Linked DNA regions of Homo sapiens: region 1 is linked to region 2. Evidence: read pairs that join two places in POLR2A ChIA-PET (ENCODE). Cell type or tissue: PC-3. All regions are shown on one strand. Each heading gives the region's core, and the rest is flanking DNA. Links, peaks and the distances in the headings are about the cores only.

Region 1 (2,927 bases), core at 96-2,595, 56 kb before region 2:
ATTCATTTATTCTAGGTTTCCTAGTTTGTGTGCACAGGTGTTTATAATCTCTAGGTATTTTGTATGTCTGTGGGGTTGGTTGTAATGTCACCTTTCTCATTTCAGATTGTGCTTATTTGGATCTTTTCTTAATCTAGCTAGCAGTCTATCTTGTTTATTCTTTTGAAGAACCAACTTTTGGTTTCAACATTTACATTTTTAAAAGAGGCCAGTTTTAGCTTTAGTGTGCTCCTACAAATCATTCTTGTTCACTGAGTAAAACAGCTTCAGTACTTTGCTTTTGCAAAGGCTATTCTATGTCTTTGATGTACACACACTGTATTTCTCTTAAAATGCATTGGGGCTTTCCCATTCCTCTTTCTCTTTATCATAATATACTGTTTCCATCAATTAGTACAATTGAATGGTAAATGGTTGATTGCTCATTTACAAATTAAATATAGTAACCATACCTTATCCTTCCAGCAGTTGTCATAGTGGTGTTGGATTAATATATTCTCTTCACTAAGGCACTATTATGTTCTAAATAGTTTTTAAAAAATACTTTGTACATATTTCTATACTGTTTTAGTTTTGGAAAATCATGACTTTTTTATGTATAATGTAGGTTAAAGCTCTATTTACATCCACCAGAATGAGTGTAGTAAAAAAGCCAGACTGTATCAAGTTTTGGCAAGGATTTGGAGGCATTAGAATCTTCATACATTAATGGTGGGAATAGAGTTCTCATATGATGCAGCAGTTTTACCTCTAGGTATATACCCAAGATATATGAAAACATGTTCACACAAAAACTGTTACATAAATGTGCATTATTCCTTATAGCCGAAAAAGTCACACAATTCAGATGTCCATCAGCTACTGAATAGATAAACTGTGGTACATCCATACAATGGACTGTACAATGTACAACTCAGCAATAAAAAGGAATGAAGGACTGATACTTCAAAACTGGTTTTGAAAACCTGAGTGAAAGAAGCCAGTCACAAAAGACCACATATTATATGATGCCAGTTATATGAAATGTTCAGAATAGGCAATTCTATAGAGACACATAGTAGATTAGTAGTTGGTTAGAGTTAGAGGATGTGGAGAGCAGGAATGGGGAGTGACTGCTGATGGGAACAAGCTTTCTTTTTGGGGTGACAAATGTTCTAAAATTAGATTTATATCAATAAAGCTGTTTTTTAAGTAAAAAGATCTATTTATACATAAATAAATAAGGTCTGAAGGGTTTGTGACTTGTAGGTTAGTTACCCTCCTAAGTTACTGTATCAGAATTATGATGACAACATAGATCTTCTGACTCTTAAACCAGTGTTCTTTTCCTCACAACAGAGATACACTAAGTTCAAAAAGTTTTTTACTTAAATCTAAGGATTGGATAGTTGATAGAGTTAGTGTACTTTTGTTATTAAAATATGAGTGGAATGACAAAGTTCAGACATTTGCACACTTTAAGAAATGTTTATGGAACTTTGCTATTCTACATTTTTATTGCATTTTTGCAGTTTATGCCATTTATTGAAAATCACAATTGTAACAATTTTCTTAACTTCTGTACATGAAAAAATAACATTATTTGTTAATAATTTACTTTAAGATATTGAAACCATCTGAAAAGAAAGCTAAATACCAGTATGGTGGACTGAATTCTGGACGTCCTGTCACTCCACCTCGAACAGCTAATCCGCCGAAGAAAAGGTGAAGAAAGGAATTCTGTAAAGAAACCATCAGATTTGTTAAGGACATACTTCATAATATATAAGTGTGCACTGTAAAACCATCCAGCCATTTGACACCCTTTATGATGTCACACCTTTAACTTAAGGAGACGGGTAAAGGATCTTAAATTTTTTTCTAATAGAAAGATGTGCTACACTGTATTGTAATAAGTATACTCTGTTATAGTCAACAAAGTTAAATCCAAATTCAAAATTATCCATTAAAGTTACATCTTCATGTATCACAATTTTTAAAGTTGAAAAGCATCCCAGTTAAACTAGATGTGATAGTTAAACCAGATGAAAGCATGATGATCCATCTGTGTAATGTGGTTTTAGTGTTGCTTGGTTGTTTAATTATTTTGAGCTTGTTTTGTTTTTGTTTGTTTTCACTAGAATAATGGCAAATACTTCTAATTTTTTTCCCTAAACATTTTTAAAAGTGAAATATGGGAAGAGCTTTACAGACATTCACCAACTATTATTTTCCCTTGTTTATCTACTTAGATATCTGTTTAATCTTACTAAGAAAACTTTCGCCTCATTACATTAAAAAGGAATTTTAGAGATTGATTGTTTTAAAAAAAAATACGCACATTGTCCAATCCAGTGATTTTAATCATACAGTTTGACTGGGCAAACTTTACAGCTGATAGTGAATATTTTGCTTTATACAGGAATTGACACTGATTTGGATTTGTGCACTCTAATTTTTAACTTATTGATGCTCTATTGTGCAGTAGCATTTCATTTAAGATAAGGCTCATATAGTATTACCCAACTAGTTGGTAATGTGATTATGTGGTACCTTGGCTTTAGGTTTTCATTCGCACGGAACACCTTTTGGCATGCTTAACTTCCTGGTAACACCTTCACCTGCATTGGTTTTCTTTTTCTTTTTTCTTTCTTTTTTTTTTTTTTTTTTTTTTTGAGTTGTTGTTTGTTTTTAGATCCACAGTACATGAGAATCCTTTTTTGACAAGCCTTGGAAAGCTGACACTGTCTCTTTTTCCTCCCTCTATACGAAGGATGTATTTAAATGAATGCTGGTCAGTGGGACATTTTGTCAACTATGGGTATTGGGTGCTTAACTGTCTAATATTGCCATGTGAATGTTGTATACGATTGTAAGGCTTATGTCACTAAAGATTTTTATTCTGATTTTTTCATAATCAAAGGTCATATGATACTGTATAGACAAGC
Region 2 (2,927 bases), core at 161-2,660:
GTGGTGCACACCTATAGTCCCAGCTACTGGGAAGGCTGAGGCAGGACAATTACTTGAACCCGGGAGGCAGAGGTTGCAGTAAGCCAAGATTAAACCACTGCACTCAAGCCTGGGTGACAGAGTGAGATTCTGTCTCAAAAAAAAAAATCATATCCCTTATTTCCTCTTTATTCTTGTTTCAATTGCAGTATACATGGCTATAGTCACAGAAGATGCCAGTAAGTACAAAGATAAGTGAAAATTTTTCAAATAAAAAATTAATTAAAAACAAAAAATAAATCTGGTCAAAATAGAAAATAAAGTAACATTTACTGTTGTATTAACTCCAGAAAGCTTAGAGATATGCTGGCATATCTATTTACTAAATGATAAAATATTAGATTGTTTGTGTCTTTTAAAAACAGTACTAATCAGTCAAGGGACATCTTATTAATTTATTCACCAAATATTTATTAAGCACTGTCTACATGGCAAACATTTTTCTAAGTGGTAAGGATATAGTTGGAGCTTATAGTCTGTTTCACGGGATCTAATGAAGGGGTAGACATTAAACAAAAATAAGAAAACATATAAATAAATAGGACAGAGGGTGGTGAGTGACATGAAGAAAAACAGTTATAAAGCAGAATAGGCGTGGTAACTCATGCCTGTAATGCCAGCACTTTGGGAAGCCAAGGGAGGAGGATTGCTTGAGCCAGGAGTTCCAGACCAGCATGGGCAACACAGTGAGACCCCGCATTTATAAAAATAAAAAAAATGGCAGGGTGCAGTGGCTCATGCCTGTAATCCCAGCACTTTGCGAGGCCGAGGTGAGCGGATCACCTGAGGTCACGAGTTCAAGACCAGCCTGGCCAACACGGCGAAACCCCGTTTCTACTAAAAATACAAAAATTAGCCAGGTACAGTGGTGCACACCTGTAATCCCAGCTACTTAGGAGGCTGAGGCAGGAGAATAGCTTGAACCCAGGAGGCGGAGTTGCAGTGAGCAGAGATCAGGCCACTGCATTCCAGCCTGGGCGACAGAGCGAGACTCCGTCTCAAAAAAAAAAAAAAAAAAAAAAAAAAAAAAAAACTGCCAGGCGTGGTGGCATGCTCCTGTGGTTCCAGCCACTTGGGAGGCTGAGGAGGGAGGATCACCTGGGCTTGAGAAATCAAGGCTGCAGTGAGCTGTGATTGTGTCACTGCACTCCAGCCTGGGTGACAGGATAAGACCCTATCTCAAAACAAACAAAATAAGCAGAGAAAGAGGGAAAGAAAGGGACAGGTCAGGGAAAGGAGGTGTCATTTTATACATAGACTGGTCAGTGAAGAGACCTGAAGAAAATAAAATTAAGTTTAACCCATGAAAATGTAGGGGAGAAGTGAGCTCCTGGTGGAGGGAACAGCAAATATTTAATACAAACACTCAGGTAGTAGGCTACTTGGGGAGTCTGTTGAGGCCACTGTCACTGCAGTGGAGATAAAAGGGGGCAAGTGGTAAGAGATGACATCGAAGGTGGTGGACACAGATTACATAGAATCATGCAGGCTTTAGCTTTACTCAATTGAGAAGCCACTGAAGAATTTTAAAGATTGACATGATTTGAACTTTTTTAAAAAACTATTTTTGTGTGTGGTAAAATAAACATTGCCATTTTAAGTATACAATTCACTGTCATTAAGTATACTCTGACTCACTTTAAAATCTACATGCAGAAAACACTGAGAATGCAAGGAAGGATGACAGTGGCTTGTAATAGCAAAGAGCAGTGGGTGTGGTAAGAAGTGGTATATATTTTGAAGACAGAGCCAATTAGAATTAGAATTGGCTGTAGGATGTGAGAAAAAGAAAACTGAATCCAAAGTTTTTAGCCTAAGCCACCGAAAGAATGGAGGTGTCATTTACTAATGAGGAAAATGATGAAGATTATGGGAGGAGCAAGCTTGGGGGAAATAAGAATTCAGGTTTGGACATGTATTTAAGATGCCTATTAAACATCCAAGTCAAGGCCAGGCATGGTGGCTCACACCTGTAATCCAAGCAGTTTGGGAGGCCGAGGCGGGTGGATCACCTTAGGTGAGGAGTTCGAGGCCAACCTGGCCAACATGGTGAAACCCTGTCTCTACTAAAGATACAAAAAAATTAGCTGGGCATGGTGGCGGGTGCCTGTAGTCCCAGCTACAAAGGAGGCTGAGACAGGAGAAATGCTTGAACCAGGGACGCAGAGATTGCAGTGAGCCGAGATCACGCCATTGCACTCCAGCCTGGGCAACAGAGTGAGACTCCATCTCAAATAAATAAATAAATAAATAAATATCCAAGTCAAGATTTCAATGACAATCAAGGGTCAACATGATGACATAAATGGGTTCTCAGACTGTAGTTTTACTATATTATTGACAAGGACCAAAGTCAGATAACCCAGAAAACTGCAAATCTTGAATGCTCAATTCTCAGTTAACAGCATTTATCCAGTTACTCAAACCAGAAACTTAAGAGTCATCATTTTCTTTTTTCAAAGCCTAATCAAGAAGCCATCATTTTCTTTACCTTGAATTCTCTTTTGAGACTCTGGGGTTTTGGTGCTTCTGTTTGAATTAAAGTCTCACAAATCTACCTCCAGTGTTTCTGAAATTAATCCCACAGACATTGACTTAGGTCAACACCTCACCATATCTTGTTGAAATATTATAATACCTTTCTGCATAGACTCCCAGCCTCCATTCTTTCTCCAGAACTATTCTAAAACAGAAATCTAGACAGTCTACTCTCCTACTTACAAGATAATGTCCATACTATCCAGCTTGATATATACACAACTTTCTTTATTATCTAGCCCCTCATGACTGCATTTACAGACTCATCTCCTCATACCAAGTTCTACAGCCATGGTGTTTTATACTTCTGAGTCTTTTTAGTAATTGCTCATATGTCTATTTCATTTTAT

What was found. Peaks named below come from ENCODE experiments on the same cell type or tissue, not always from the same donor. Only the 100,000 strongest peaks of a DNase experiment are listed, where the experiment ranks them.
Region 1: POLR2A ChIA-PET joins it to region 2 with 5 read pairs; 4 of 35 experiments call an interaction of 5 or more read pairs at or near these places.

Annotation. Positions count from the first base shown.
Region 1 is chr2:28,797,596-28,800,522 of GRCh38, forward strand. It overlaps PPP1CB (protein phosphatase 1 catalytic subunit beta), which reads left to right. Exons shown (of 8, transcript NM_002709.3): 8 at 1,604-2,927. The coding sequence ends at 1,708. Among named protein-coding and RNA genes, the nearest start is that of SPDYA, 12 kb to the right of the region's middle. In PC-3, for the core only: no CTCF peak of the experiment used is centred there; no DNase peak of the experiment used is centred there.
Region 2 is chr2:28,853,700-28,856,626 of GRCh38, forward strand. All of the region lies in intron 3 of TRMT61B (tRNA methyltransferase 61B), which reads right to left. Among named protein-coding and RNA genes, the nearest start is that of TRMT61B, 15 kb to the right of the region's middle. In PC-3, for the core only: no CTCF peak of the experiment used is centred there; no DNase peak of the experiment used is centred there; H3K27ac peaks cover 870 bases.